Linked DNA regions of Mus musculus: region 1 is linked to region 2. Evidence: chromatin loops called from intact Hi-C (ENCODE). Cell type or tissue: left cerebral cortex. All regions are shown on one strand.

The links. Hi-C counts contacts between places; a loop is a spot of excess contacts. Peaks named below come from ENCODE experiments on the same cell type or tissue, not always from the same donor. Only the 100,000 strongest peaks of a DNase experiment are listed, where the experiment ranks them.
Region 1: it touches region 2 in a loop (2.2-fold over the local background); 5 of 42 quality-filtered maps call a loop at or near these places.

What each region holds. Positions count from the first base shown.
Region 1 is chr10:61,047,558-61,055,557 of GRCm38, forward strand. No RefSeq gene overlaps it. Among named protein-coding and RNA genes, the nearest start is that of Gm20611, 20 kb to the left of the region's middle. In left cerebral cortex, a CTCF peak has its summit at 4,888 (motif pointing left); a DNase peak (open chromatin) is centred at 4,873.
Region 2 is chr10:60,325,630-60,333,629 of GRCm38, forward strand. It overlaps Cdh23 (cadherin 23 (otocadherin)), which reads right to left. Exons shown (of 71, transcript NM_023370.3): 43 at 6,079-6,212; 44 at 5,525-5,734; 45 at 4,177-4,284; 46 at 1,742-1,844; 47 at 394-519. Among named protein-coding and RNA genes, the nearest start is that of Vsir, 17 kb to the right of the region's middle. In left cerebral cortex, no CTCF peak of the experiment used is centred here; a DNase peak (open chromatin) is centred at 3,931.

The DNA of each region.
Region 1 (8,000 bases), 720 kb after region 2:
GAGATGGCTCAGTAGTTAAGAGCACTGACTGCTCTTCCGAAAGTCCTGAGTTCAAATCCCAGCAACCACATGGTGCCTCACAACCATCTATGAGATCTGATGCCCTCTTCTGGTGTGTCTGAAGACAGATACAGTGTACTTACATATAATAAATAAATAAATCTTTAAAAAGATAAAAATAAGCCAGGCAGTGGTGGTACGCACCTTTAATCCCAGCACTTAGGAGGCAGAGGCAGGCAGATTTCTGAGTTCGAGGCCAGCCTGGTCTACAAAGTGAGTTCCAGGACAGCCAGGACTACATAGAGAAACCCTGTCTTGAAAACAAAACAAAACAAAACAAAACAAAACAAAACAAAACAAAACAAAATCATAATAATAAAATAATAATAAAATAAAGTAAAAATAAAAATAAAAAAATTCTTGTGTCACTTATAACAACTCTATCAGAGGAAAAAAAAAAAAAAAGGAGACCCCGTGAGGTGCTTGACTAAGGTGCTAAGGCCAGATACTAAAGGCCAGGCCCAAGAGGTCTGCATCTAAGCCCAGGTCCAGGCTGGCCACTCGGAACTCAGGAGCCCATCTCTTGAACAGGTATCTCCCTGAATGTGTTTGTTTTGATTTATTTTAAGATAGGGTCCTGCTGAGTAGCTCAGGCTGGCCTTGATCTCCCAGTCTCCCTGCCTCAGTCTCCTCTAATGTTATGATCACAGGTGCATGCCATCATACACGGTTTCTTTAAGGCTTGGTTGGACAGGGTTTTGAGACAGGGTTTTTCTTTGTACCCCCGGCTGTCCTGGAACTCACTCTGTTGACCAGATTGGCCTCAGACTCAGAGATCTGCCTGCCTCTGCCTCCTGAGTGCTGGGATTAAGGTGTGTACATCACCACTGCTAGGCACTGGGGTTCTTAACCTTGTTAGTCTCTCTTCCGGCAAAGATAAGGGGCTGCATGTAAGCAGCAGACCTGTGGGGAGAGGCAGGCCTGCACCAGGCCAGGAGAGCTTCAGTCAGGCTCCCAGGCTCCCCCCTCCCCCATCACAGGAGATTGACAGAGAAGAGACTGAGGAAGGAGGGACCGGATGAGAGAGTGCTCTGTCGTTTCATCCCCTCCTCTGTGGACTGGGACTGTGGCCACTAGAAGACGAGATTGTCGTGAACAACACAGTCATCACCGAGCATGCTGTGCACAGTGGGCACCGGAGGAGTTATTATTGCATAGGCAAAGGCCTTTGCCTTCGGGGATCATGAGCTAATTGCCTCTCCATGGTCGGCTGTCACTCCAAACTCCTGCAGAAACCACAGATCACCCTACAGCTCCTGAAACTCGACCACTGTCTAATAACGTCCCAGGGTCTTACAAGCGCGTGCCCATGCACAGAGCACACTAATACAGGTATTGAAAATTGGGCTGTCCTGGATTTGAAAGCTTATGCCGATATTTCTGAGTTTCGGCTTACAAAGCAAAGTTATTGATGACCGTCCACCCCCAGGATGCATTGGGGAGATCACAGTCTGCACCCACACAACGGCAGCCACACCCTACCCCAGGAAGATGAGAGCTCTCCCATGTGCTCATGATGTATCCACACATGTCTCCTCGTGGCTAGGTTGACAGATTTGATTCTTTTCCAGCACCCTGACCTGTTAGCACCAGTCCTGGGGGTCATGAACCCGCAGTGGCCAGGCCAAAGCAAGCCAGGGGATGAGTCTTGTGCCTAGGCTGTGAAATGCAGGGTCACCAGGGACTTAAACATCCCTCTTAGGACTTCCATGTCTCCAAAGTTCCCCTAAGATCCCATGCTGCTCCCTCAGCCTAATTCCCTCAGTAAACACTCACTGAAAGTCTGTTCTAGGCTGGGTCGGAAGAGGCTCACCAGCCTACCTCAGAGGAGCCGACCCCAGCCAGTCACCATGAAATGGACTCTGTAGGGAACCTGGGGTGAGAGAGCCCAGATACAAACTTGTGACCAAGGGTCCCAACTCTGCTGAGCCATAGGATATGATGATAGAAACAGGTGACCGTGGAGTCCAGGAAGGCATAGGGACAGAACATAGAGGGACCTGGAGGTCAGAGAGAACAAGGAATAGAAGTATTCGGTACAGGCTAGAGAGATGGCTCAGTGGTTAAGATCACTGACTGCTCTTCCAGAGGTCCTGAGTTCAATTCCCAGCAACCACATGGTGGCTCACAATCATCTGTAATGGGATCTGACGCCCTCTTCTGATGTGTCTGAAGAGAGCAATAGTGCACTCATATATGTAAATAAATAAATCTTTAAAAAATAAAAAACAAAGAAGAAGAAGAGGAGGAGGAGGGGGGTAGGTGAGAGGAGGAGGAGGAGGGAGGAGGAGGAGGAGGGAGGAGGGGGAGGAGGAGGAGGAGGGGAGGAGGAGGAGGAGAAGAAGAAGAAGAGGAGGAGGAGGAGGAGGGGAGGGGGAGGAGGAGAAGAAGAAGAGGAGGAGGAGGAAAAGAAGAAGAAGAGGAGGAGGAGGAGAAGGAGGGGAGGGGGAGGAGGAGAAGAAGAGGAGGAGGAGAAGGAGGAGGAGGGGAGGAGGGGGGAGGAGGAGGAGGAGGAGAAGAAGAAGAAGTATTCGGTACAGAGGGTCAGACATATCTCCTGTGCTCAGAGCAAGGGGTTCACACTGTTCCCCAGTTCCTGGATCCCTTAACCCAGCTCTGTATATCCACACAAGGAGTCCCAAGGCTGTCTGTGACTCCTGTCAAGGTACAAAAGTCCCTGCTCAGACTCACCTGGGACCTTTCTCTGAGATGTCCCTAAACTCCACCCAATACCCAACCTCCACCTACACAGCAGCCACTGTCAAAGGGACATCAGGGTCACTGCAACCACCTGTCACCAGTGAGGACAGACAGGGGACCCCTGCCATGTGGTCAGCACCGTAGGAACTCAGCAGGGATCACAGGCCTCCTTTGGGATGAAAGGATCTGTTAAGGCTAGAGGCCCTCCTCCACGCCCTCACTTCCCCCAGAGAGACAAGGCAGAACTTGAGGTCTGGTACTTAGGATCCACTTTGTTCCCCTTCCTGGAACCAGATGCAAGCTTCCCAAGTCTCCATCATCACCTCTCCAGGAAGCCTGCCCTCTCTCTCCATACCTGTGGTGTCCCTGGTCCCCATTAGAGATCAAACTCAAGGGTTCATTCCTTGCCAAGGGCCCAGGGGGACAAGGAAGGGGTGGATGAGACCTCTAGGCCTCAAAGGTAGCTGCCTTAGGGGAGATCCACAGTTGAAAGTGGGATCAGGGCTGCTACCATCAGAAAAGAACCTTGCTTCTCTAACTTCAGACAAAGAAACAAGAAAGGAAGGAAGATGAAGTCCCCGGTCACCTGTCTCTGCTCCCGAAGACACCTCATTTGTTTTGCTCTGGTCAGCCCAGAAGAGGGAAAGGCCAGACAAAGGTGACACATGAGTGTTAAAGAAAGGAAGACAATTCATAAAGCAGGGCATCTCTCTCTCTCATCCGCTCCTGCCCACGCCAGCCAGCCCAGCACCCTCAGCTCTACCAATCCTCCATGCAGCTGGACGCCCCACCCCGGGATGGCACCAGAGCACGGGCCCTCGGGTGGCTTCATGCTGCCCGTGGGCAGAGAAAACAAAGCGTCCACGAGGACATGTGTGACTTATGGCTTTAATCTCCCTGATAGAAGGCCTTTAAAGATTATTTCAGGGATGAAAAAAAATAATCCTGGGTAATGAATCAGGGCCTAAAGAAACTGATAAGCAGCAGGCACACCAGTGGGGGCCGAGCTCCTGATTTAATTAAAGTCTCTCGGATACTCCCTGAGACAAAATCCACGGAGGCCATCAAGGTGATAAAAAGACTCCGGGTCCCTTTAAACCAACTCACCTGCCTCATGAATCTTCTCTCGAGTAGAGCGGGGTGGACAAGGCTCCGTCGTCAAGGACCCAGGGAGGGAATCACTGCAAATGGCCTGGTTTGGGGCTTGTTAAGAGGACCTCCGGGGGGACAGAAGGTACTACACATTGCTCAGGAGCCAAGGTTGAGTCAGAACCTAAAGGATGCAGGGAAACTGGTCAGATCTGGAGCAGGATGCTGTGTGTCTGCAGACTGTTTACTGTCCCTCTCTGGGACTCAGTCTCCACACCTGGTGTCTGCCAGTGAGAAAAGAGAATGGGCCTTTAGGGAGCACCCCAGAGCTGGCCTTCCGGGTCTGAAATCACATGCTCTTTAGTTGGGAAGGAGACAGACAGTGTCTCTGTGCAGGTGAGTTCCTCTCTTCCAGGGTAGGCTGGGAAGGTAAACTACAGCCAGCTCTGCCACTGGGTTCTGCAAAGGCTTCAGAGAAGCCGGACGGGCTGGACCTGGAAAGATGGAATCAGGAGAGAGCAGTGGTTAGGGGTCTCTGTGTCCTCAGTTCTGGCTCATCCTCATGAAGGATGGACAGACAGACAAGCAGGGCAGGTGACCATGGGATGACCTTGTCAGCCCTCAAGCCTTGGCACGCCACTGGGTACAAGGGAGTGACAGTCACTCATACCACTGCAACAGGATGGCTAGATGAGTTTTAATTTCAGATTTACGAAGAACAATATGGAGTGTGTTTGTGTCCCAAATGCTGCGTTTATTTGCCACCTCTAGCAACGCTGTGCGTACGTCTCCTGTACTCTGCGCCTGGCAGAGAGCTACGTCAGAAAGAAGCCCCGTGTAGCCAGCAGTAGATGTCACCCCTTGGGAACATGGCCCTGGAGCCTCCAAGGAAGTAGTGGAAGGATAAAGAGAAGATTCCCTATCAAAACTGTAGGCTGGGATGGGCCAGTCCTAAACCCAGTCCCTGCTCTCCAAATCCTGTTCGGATCATAGGAGGGCTGGTGCCAGGGCAACCGAGCACTGGCTGCCACCTAGTGGTCATAATGGGAATGACAGGTTATGGCACCTAGACTTCACAGACGTGTTCTATTGGGTGGGTTCTTAATATTTTCACCCCGCTTAACCAAAAAAGAATCTAAAGTCCAAGGCGAACCCCAAAACAGGCCCATATGGAAGCCTAGTTTCCACTTCAGCTCTTCTCATTCATTTAATCACTGGGCCTAAGCGGTCATGTCTGTCAAATTATCCTCACCATCAACAGCTCCCTCCTGCCCACGAGTGAAATGGCCCTTCTCTCTGGTGGTCTGCAGAGCCTTCTCTGAGATAACCCAACCCGTACTCCTGCGACTCTTTATGCCTCCTTAAGACCCCAGCTTCCATCTTCCCTCCTCTCCTTGGTGTTCCAAGGCACCAGCCACTATTTCCTCCCTCATCCGCCCTTCGCCCTTGGCAGAGAAGCCCCTACTGCTCCACGCTGAGCAGGCTCTGTAGGTCTTTTCAAAGCTCATCTAATGCTAAAACTTTTCATTTTCATGCCTACCAACACCTCTAAGTCATAGCCCAAGGGCCCAGGAATACAGACTCAACTGTCCCACTCACCCTTGGAGCTTAACCGTAGCTTAAACCTCCAGCAGGCTCCTATCCCCTGAAACCCTCTCTCTCCAGTTGTTCAAGCCAAAAATCTTATGCTTAGAACCCCTGCCTCCAACACAAGACCCCACTCATCACCGCCACTAGCCCCTGGCCCCAGAGGGCATCATCATATTAATCGCGTGGGCGAGGACAAACAGAGGCTCCTGTGCTCCCCACTCTCATGTCTGGACCTATCTCCAGGTTTCCTGACAGCTCCGCTATTGTCATGGAACGTCCACAGGGCAAATGAAACTCCAGAAGATAGGGTATTTGTGTAAAGTGTGTGTGACAGAGAAACTATGGAAGACAGGGGAGAGCAACTGTATACCTTGTTTTTTTTTGTTTGTTTGTTTGTTTTTGGTTTTTTGAGAAGGGTCTCTCAGTGGCCAGGACCTTGACAAGTAGGCTAAGCTGCCCAGTCACACAGTCCCAGGGATCCACTTGTTTCTGCCTCCCCAGAGCTGGGGTTTACAGACATGCCTGGCTTTGCATCCATGGGTTCTGGGAATTGAAACTCCAAGCTTGTGCAGGTAGCACTTCCCCGGACGAGCTATTTCCCCAACCCCCATGAAGCAGAGAGTAAACAGTAGGTGTCACAGCGATGCTGCCATGTTGAGTTGATAATCTTACCTGGGAAACAGAGAGGGGGATGCAAGAGAAGACATGTCCTTGGAGAACATGGCCACGATCTAGTTCATCCCAAAAGCCACCAGGGCAGGAGAAGGAAGAGGAGAGCCCTGAATCCGGAAGGGAGCAGGAGACACTCTGGCTCCTTCTCCAGGAAGCAGGCTTAGCAATAGAACAAGGAAGACTCACCCAACCCGCAACCATTGTGTCTGCTTCAGGGGAACACTGAGAATGAGGGTGTCCCCAGGGCTCCCAAGTGAGGAAGAAATACCAGTCGGCCCATTCAGTGCGGAGGGTTCTGGGCCATGGCCACAGTGGCAGAGCTGGCAAGCTCAGAAGCAAGGGCTTCGTGAAGAACCTCAGCTGTCCTGCTGGTTCAGATGGGACCACTCTCGCTAGGGGTAAGCCTCAGGAGCTCGCGGGCAGCAGTTTCTAGGGGGGATCACAAAGGGACCCACAGCTCCCGGCAGAGAAACCAGGAAACACCCACCCCACCCCAAAAAAGCAGAGGGAGAGTCAGGTGCGCTCTGTTGGAGGATGGGGCCATGTTTGGTTGGCTTGTGTAGTATCCACCCTCAGGCAGCCTCAAGAGGAAGGTACCGAGGGGCACCAGAATGTGAGGGCCGAAAGATGGAAGATGGTGCCACCAACCAGGAAGATGGCTTCTTAATGATTCCATGATTAATTGTAGCCACAGGACGCACACACGCTTGGAAAGAGTCTTCCCAGGAGGCCCCACAGAACTCAGGAAGCCAGAGAGCAGAGGTCATGGTGGCTGGGGGGGTGGGAGGGAGGTGGCAGGGGATAGAGTAGGACAGAGAGAGGTGACAGCATACAGAACATTCTGGCATCTGAGCTGGGGACACCTGGAATTGGTCTCCACCTTCCCCTCCACTTAATTACCTTAGTTACCTCATCTGCTAACAGGGCACAGGGTCCTCCATCTCTCCAGAAGACAGGTGGTCACCTGCCAGGTCTGCCAGAGGGGATGTGGTGAGGCTGGCAAAGAGCCAGCCCCATAATGAAGCCATCACATCCTTCCAGGGGAGGAAGCAGAAAGGTCAGGCTCTCCTCCTGGAAGGCACCATGCATGATCCACCTGTATTCCACACATTGCTCTCCTTGCTGGCCCAGTGGAAGCTGGAGACATCTCTGTCTTCCTCACGTGCAAGCCCACAGAGGCTGCACCCAACCTCCTACACCCTAACTGCTCATACCCCCAAGGAGTCCCACGATATTCTGTCATCTGCTTGTTCCCATTGATGAGCCGGAAAACTGAGGCTTCTTTCTCACCATTAAAGAACCAGAAGGTGCCATGGGGACACATGACTGTAAATCCCAGCACATCGGAGGTGGAAGCAGAAAGATCAGAAACCCCAGGTTACCCTTAGCCAGATAGAAATTTTGAGGCCAGCCTGGGTTACATGAGATTCTATCTCAAAAAAAAAAAAAAAATACACACACACACACATATATAAAACAGTTATTAGGGTCTGAGCTCTGTCCCCTCATCTTTCTCAGTAATGGGGATGTCTCCTGGGCCCAGCTCATCAGTTCAAGGAAATCTTTGGGAAAGCCCAGACCCATAAACTATCTCACAAGTATGTTACCCACAAGTAGGTTAGCCAAGGTTGGCCGGAACTCACACTGTACTACAAACATATAGCCTATCTCAAAACCAAAAGAGCAACCCAGAATACCCGAGTTAGCTTGATGGACAGTTACAGGTTAATTGATCTACATTGACTTTCTAGATGTGTTTTAAACCCCTCCTGCAAAAACCGTCCTAGCCATAACCCAGGAACAGAACAAAGCAGAGCTGCCTCCGTTTAAGGGGCCTAGGCGAGGTGTTTTGGGAAAATGTCTACACTAAAGCTTTGCACTGTGGCCTC
Region 2 (8,000 bases):
TGAGGCTCTGGGGGCCTAATCCAGTTACAATGTGGTCTGTGGGCTATGGGCAAAAGGGTTCTGGAAGAACCTGGGCCCATGCTAAAGATGAACCCTAGAACAGTGGTTTTCAACCTTCCTAACGCTGCAACCTAACACAGTTCCCCATGGTGTGATGACACCCCCCAACCGTAAAATGATTTTCATTGCTACTTTATAACTGTAATTTTACTACCGCTATAAATCATGACATAAATATCTGATATGGCAGGATATCTAATATGTGACCCCTGTGAAAGGATCATTCAATGCCCAAAGGGGTCTCAACCCACAGGTTGAGAACCACCACCCTAGACCCAAGCCTGGGCCAGTCCCACGACGGAATTAGCCTTTAAGCTGCTGCACAGCCCTCACCTGTGCTGTTGTCGATAACAAAGAGGTCACTGTGGGTGCCCAGGAGCTGATACGTGACTACGGCGTACACATCTTCATCAGCGTCCAGGGCCAGGATAGGCCCATTGAGCACTGTGAGGGGTGTCCCTGAGCCAGAGGAGAGGAGTCACCACGGGCCAGCCTGGTCCCCACCCTCCCCCCTCCCCGTCCGTGTCCCCATGACCATGGCTGACGATGGATGAGAGGGGGAAGGCGGGGAGGTAGGCAGGGAGGGGTAGGGAGGCCCTGGGGTGGGCCTGCGGCAGCCTTGACAGACTGAATGCAGATGCCTGGGAGTGGCCTCAAAGCTCTGCTGGGGAGAAAACACAAGAGCGGTGAGCGAGCCCCTCTGGCCTGCCTGGAGCTATGCCTGCTTCCCAGCAGCCTTTGAGGCTGGCCACTCCACTGGAGGATCTAGGGGGCTCCCTGGCATCCCACCATGTGTGTGTGTCTTGTCTGTCCATATGCATGTAGACATTGCTCTATTATAAGGTCTGACTGTACATGGCTATATATACACACTCGTGTATGCGTGTGGGCACCTGAGATCACATGGTAGCAACTGCATGCACATGGGGCACGTTCCAGTTTAGGATCCTCCGGCTGTGCCCTTGTCTGTGTGTCTGTCTCTGTTGGTAGGCACAGCTTGCCAGTGCAGGAAATATGTCATAGGGCCGACCACGTGCCTACATGTGTCTGTGCACACATGTAACTCCACACATCCCCCTTGATGCGGCAGTGTACCGGTTGGTGAATGCACCGATGGGCACACCAGCAGATTTCAAAGTCAAATCCACACAGCGGTGACATCCACCCAGAGACAGTACTATCTGGCTTTGTCTCTTTCTGAGTCAAAAAAATCAATGTCTGGGGACTCTGGGTGGGGGCAGAGAGGGGTGTGAGGACCTCCAACAGGCATCAAAGGGAGGTGAGGTCAATCAGTGCTGTGTAGGGGCAATGACTAGGCTGCCTGAGTGGGATGCTTGAGCCCTTCTTCTAATGGCAGGTCCCAGGAGTTCTACCCTACAGGGCTGCAGGGCAAGGAAGATGGGTTCATCTGTGTCCTGGGAACTCTTTTTACCTTGAATTCCTCTCTTGAGGTTAGAGTGGGGCTGCTTTCAGATCACCCCAGGCTGATCAATATCAGTGGCTACTCTTATCTCTCCTAAACAGACCTGTGGCCTCTGCAGCAGCCCTAGCCCCCAAGACTCAGAGCTGCACCCACCCCTCTGTACCGCTGGGTTCTATGTCCAGCTATGCCACTGGTCACAAAGTGTATCCCTGGCACCTGAGGCCCCAGTGTGTCTGCCCGGATACTAGGAGCACCTACCAGCAGGAGAGTTCTCCATCACCTCGGCCTGGTACGTGCCCTCAGTGAAGAGGGGGTGGTTGTCGTTTTCATCAGCCAGAGATACCAGCAGTAAGTCAAAGTCCTGTGGTGGGCAGAAGAGTGAGAAGGCTGGATGCTGTTCTACTGAAGGGGACCATGCTCAGAGATGGGGACTGAAAGCAGGATCGGGAGATCAAGTGCCATCTTGCTGGTGATCACTGGGTGATCTTCTTAAGATACAATGCCCAGACTGGCCTATCTCCACCTTCCTTCATCAAAAAGAACTGTTTGTGTGTGTGTGTGTGTGTGTTTTAAAGATTTATTTATTTATTATATGTAAGTACACTGTGGCTGTCTTCAGACACTCCAGAAGAGGGTGTCAGATCTCATTACAGGTAGTTGTGAGCTACCATGTGGTTGCTGGGATTTGAACTCAGGACCTTCGGGAGAACAGTTAGTGCTCTTAACCACTGAGCCATCTCTCCAGCCCCCATCAACAAGAATCTTAAGTCTTTTATGGGAGTGTTATGTGGTGAGAAGGGTACTTAGCCACACCACGCTGCCTACGGATGGGGGATTTCAGGTTGGAAGGTGAGTCCTGGCTTTCAGACCTTCATGTCTGATTGATGTTAGCCCAAGTTCACCCATACTCTCATACAAAGCTAGGGCCCCTAAATATGACTCTGCAGTCCTCAGATGGGGACACAGAGATGGTACCCTGTGCTTCAAAGCCCCAGGATGCACTTTGGGGTAAGACAGCACCATAGAAGCCTCATCAGACAAGTGATTCATTATATTTAGGGAAATGGAGGGAAGAGGAATATTTTATCACTCTGCCAGCTGATTCTCCTGTCCCTGAGGTCTACCTGTTTACTGGTCCAACCAACTCCCCTCACCACAGTTAATACAATTGCCACCAGTGCCACAGACACTGTGGATACTGCAGATCAACCTTCAGCACTTCTGTGAAATGTATAGAAGTCACAGTAGGCATAATGTGTGAATATGCTTGTCCCAGGGAGTGGCACTATTAGGAGGGGTGGTCCTATTGGAGTAGGTGTGTCACTATGGGCTTGGGCTTAAGACCCTCATCCTAGCTGCCTGGAAGTCAGACTTCTGCTAGCAGCCTTCAGGTGAAGATGTAGAACTCTCAGCTCCTCCTGCACCATGCCTGCCTGGATGCTGCCATGCTCCCACCTTGATGATAATGGACTGAACCTCTGAACCTGTAAGCCAGCCCCAATTAAATGTTGCCTTGGTCATGGTGTCTGTTCACAGCAGTAAAACCCTAACTAAGACAGTAGGGATCATATAAGAAAGGGCTCCCTGAGATGGCTGTCACTGGGACTGCTTTCTGTGTCAACAGAGAACCCTAACCCTGTTCAAGAACAACAAACTACAGCGCATTCTGATTGAACAGAGATGCAAAAAATTCCCAACAAAATTCTTGGAAGCCTAAGAAAGAGGCACCTCCAGGTGATCAGCATAATCAAGTTGGTTTCATTCCAGAGATGACAAGATGGTTCAGTATACACTAACAAATGCAATTCATCACATAAGTGGACCCAGAGCCAGAAATCACACGGTCATTCCAACAGATACGGATCTGACCGAGTTGGCATCCCTTTACAATAAAATCAAGCGCCTTATCAAGAATATGAGGGCCTCACAAAGGACTGTAGGCAGAGGTGGGGGTGGTATCTCCTTCATTGGTGTAGCCACTGATAAGTTGCTCATGTTCCAGAACAGAGTCCAGATGGGGAAACTGAAGTATTAAGAAAGCAGTGTGGCAACACGGCCACTTAGCTGGCCCGGAGCAGCTCTGGGGAAACAGGCACAGGATCCTAGCCCGACACCAGGAGCAGTAAGAACAGACCAACTCCAACCGGAAAGGGACCGTCAGGCAGCACCCACTGCCTTTCAGTAAGGAGCCTGTGTGTTTGACATTCGAAGGACACTGTAGCCCACCCTCCCCCTTCAGGGCCTCTAAGTGCAAGTCTGAGTCCTATGTGTGTACATACACATACATCTGGGGTCATCTGGCATCCAATGAGTGTTGGCCCTGGGCCAGGCTCAGTACTGACTCAAGGATGCAAGAGAAAAGGGAGGCTGGGAAGAAAATGAATTGGCTCAAGCACATACTGGTGGACAGGAAAACTGAGATCTGAAGCCAGCGCTTGCTAAGGCAGATGTGTGCTTCTAAGCCTGTGGCAAGCTGCCACCCGCTCACCAGGGGAGGTGTGTGTGTGTGTGTGTGTGTGTGTGTGTGTGTGTGTATTTGAGTATCCATTCTCACTCTTACAACTCTCTCTCTCTCTCTCTCTCTCACACACACACACATACACACACACACTTGGCTTCCCCACCCCCTCTCCCTCTCTCTTCCCCTCCCCACCTCTTTTACCCCATCCAACCTCAGTGTCTTGCAGCCTTACCTTCCTGGCTATGCGTGGGTTCTCCGGGTTATCCTTCACAGAAACAGTCAGCCTGTACTCTGGGATGCGCTCTCGGTCCAGGGGCCGGTTGACAGTGACAATCCCTGTCTGGGATGTGCCTGGCTGGTTAGATGAGCAGGTACTCCCCACCCCCCACACCCCAGTTACCCATGCTCTGACCACAGTTCCTAGGCAGCTAGAAGTACCTTCCCTAAAGTACCTAACAGATAAGGGTCAAAGGAGGGCACCAGGATCTTTCCAAGGAGATGGTAAGTCAGTGATAACCAAGTTCTGGGCAAACCCAAAAGAGGGACCTTGGATGTCAACAGTCTTCAGACACTCCAAGAGGCCAGGAGAGAAACTCAGGTGCACTTAAGTATGGCTCAAGCTATCTTACAGTTTGAAGTTTGGGTGTGCCCAGGAGAAGGCTTGAGGGGTGCATTAAGGGAGTGGTTGGTGGATACCAGAAAATTGCTGCTCAATAAAACCAAAGGGGGCCTGACTGACTGGGACTGAGTTCCTGTACTGAGCACCGCAATCCACATGGGCAGCGCTGGATCAGGGCAACTGTGCTAATGAATGCGCCCATAGCCAAGTGACTGGTTGATTGTCCAAGCCAAAGAAACCAACTCAGTTGTTTCTAAGCCTCCCTCTGTTGTTTAATTAAGGCGGATGGTGCTCCCTTGCTGGCTGGAATTCCCACAACCTGTCTGGCTCTAGGAGATGACTTTTTTTGGGGTGGGGGGAGGGGGTTCGAGACAGGGTTTCTCTGTGTATCCCTGGCTGTCCTGGAACTCACTTTGTAGACCAGGCTGGCCTTGAACTCAGAAATTCGCCTGCCTCTGCCTCCCGAGTGCTGGGATTAAAGGCGTGCGCCACCACGCCCGGCTCAAGAGATGACTTATTTTGAGTAGATTTTTTCATTATACTTGGTTGCTTTACTTTTTTTTTGAAAGACAGGGTCTCTTACAGCATGGACTGACCTCAAACGATGGTGCCATGATGACCGGATCTCCTAATGTCTCTGCTGTGTCTCAAGGGCTAGGATTATAGAATACAATACTGCATCCATCTTACGCTTGCTTCTTTTGATTCAGGGTTTGTAGGAATTCTGGGCTAACTGTGAACTCCCAGCAATCCTCCTGCTTAGCCTTGCAATGGCTGGCCAGGAGCTGGGTGTGTGCTAGTACTCATGGATTCTGATTAACTTTAGAACTGCTGCTGCTCATGCTTTGGGGTCCAGTTTCTTCATGACCACAAAGAAGTCTCTGCCCCAGTCTAGAACCCAGAGCTCCTCAATGGGCCTCCGGTAGGAAGGGCTGGGAGCCCTGGGCAGATCCAACCCTACCGTGGCATTGATGAAGAAGGCCCGCTCTCGGTTGCCAGCGGTGATGTTGAAGGTGAGGAGGGCATTGCAGCCACTGTCAGCATCGCTGGCCAGGACGTGGGCGACAAAGCTGGAGACAGGGCTGTTCTCACTGATGGTGACGTTCATGGGAAGATTCAGTAGCACTGGGTCATTGTCATTGATGTCCAGCACTCGGATTCCCACCAGCATCTGGGGGGAAGGGAGAGCCAGGGGTGGACGTGACCGGAGAGGATGGGACAGAGACAGAGCCAAGGTAGCAAAAACACTGAGAGGGGTTGTCAAGGGAGAGGAAGATGAAGGAGGAAAAGAAGCCAAGCAGCAGAAGGAGAGGGGAGCGACAGGTCTGAACCAGGAACAGAAATCAGAAAGATATCCAGCCCCTGAGCGGTATTATGAGGCAAGTACCCTGGAGAGCCATGATTCCTCAAGGCTAAGTTTGAGAGGCACCTCTGGTTTCTCTGGGCTAAGAGAGACCATGTTTGTAGGTGTTCAGTGTGCATCAAGGGATGCCACAGAGCTAGGCCAGGACTCACCGTGGAGCTGAGTGGCGGCACTCCCCTGTCTCGGGCACAGATGGTCAGGTTGTAGAAGGCGATGGTCTCCCTATCCAGTTCGACATCCTTCCGGACCCTCAGCACACCCTCCACAGGAGAGATCACAAACTCCCCTGGAAGCCACCAGAACAGGTCCGAGTTAGCAGGTCCTGCCTGTGAGCTCCCTCCCTCTAGCCAGTCGATCCTGAGGGTATCAGGAGCAGCTGAGGCATATGTCATCGGGGTCCTTTATGGGCATAAGGGACAAGTGGCAATTCCTGACCAATCAGCTTCTCTTGTGGCCTCCAGCTGGCCAGAGGATGACGCAGGTGTGGTGGTTGTGTTAAAACGTAGGGGTGGGGAACCTTTGTTTCTGTCTATTTTGAGGCAGAGTTTCTCATAGCCCAGGCTGGCCCTGTACTCCTTATTCTTAAGCCTCCACGTCCCAAGTGTTGGGATTCCAGCAATATGCCATTGTCCCTGGGTTATGGGGCAGTCCTCCCACTCCCCCATGACACACTCTTCCTGACCGTTTGTGGTCAGAAACTTACTAATAAAGATATTAGGCACTTTGCAAAGTGTGTTCTAGACAGGTAGAAAAAAGAGCTCAAGGTATCTGGGGAACCAAAGCAACCACTGGGCCATGTCACAGCAGAGTGTCACGCAACTGTCTATGCTGGCTGCCACCACTGACTATAACCAAAGGAAAGCGCTGTGGCCTGTCCTTTGCTGTCTGCAAATAACACCACAAGCCTAGCACAACTAGCCATTTGCCTCTCCTTAGAGGTTCATATTTCCTTTTGATACGTGCTTTCTTACAGTGGTGGAACTTCCTCCCTTGGGGTAGGGACGTGGCTCAGAAGTTAGAGCAGCACTTTGCCATGCAAGAATGAGGACGGGTGTTTGGATTCCCAGAAACCCATGTGAAGGTCAGGACCATCATCCTCCCACCCGTAACTCCCACCCAGAGGGCAGACACAGATGATCGCCAGAACCAGCTGGCTAGCATCTCAGCGAGTTCTGGGTTTAGTGAGAGACCCTGCCTCAGAGAGTAAGGTAGAAGAGGGTGAGGACGCACGCGCGCACACACACACACACACACACACACACACACACACACACACACACGCACACGCACGTAATGGAGAGGGAAACCCCTCCCAATTCCTTTGTCTTATCTCTGAATTCTTTGCCTGGTAGAGATAAGAACCTGGAATCCTTGGGCAGAGCTAGATCTCAGCCAGCTGTCTCTAGTCTCCCCAGCCTGCCCTGGTGGCCAATGTGACTGTGCAGGTAGGGAATCCTGTGAGAAAAGACATATAGGAAGGACGACCACTCCTGTGAGCACCAGGCAGCAGGCTAACAGGATGAGAGACCCTGGTTGGCTCCTGTTCAGACCCCCAGCTGAACACAGGGCGCGATCTTCCAGGCCTGTGGTAATCTGATTTCTTTCCCCTGTGGCTCAGATCTCCCCTGGACCCTGCCTGCGGAGGGCTAACAGAAATCTAACTCTGACACAAGTGCCAATGTCTGTGGCTCATGATCTTCGGAACGTGAAGGCAGGAGCTGGAGAAGAGCATCCTCTGGGCTTCCAGTGTGTTCATGACAAAACAGGCTTGAATCCCCTGGGGTTCAGAGGTTTTCTGGATAAAACCCCTCAGGGCTGACAGGGTAGAAATTTGAGAGAAAGAAGACAGAATGTGAGGGGTGAAGGGATCCGGGGGACCAAGTGGGAGCCTCTGTGGAGGACACAGAAGGGGCTGGGGCTCTGGTGATCGGTAAGGATGTGAGGTTGGCCTGGAATCCTCCTGCCTCAGCCTCCTAAGTGCTGGAATAGAAGTACGAACTTTCTTTGTTCCTTTTGGTACTTGGGGTCTAAGCCCAGAGTGAGGCACACGTCGCAGAGGCTTGGCAAAGGCAGA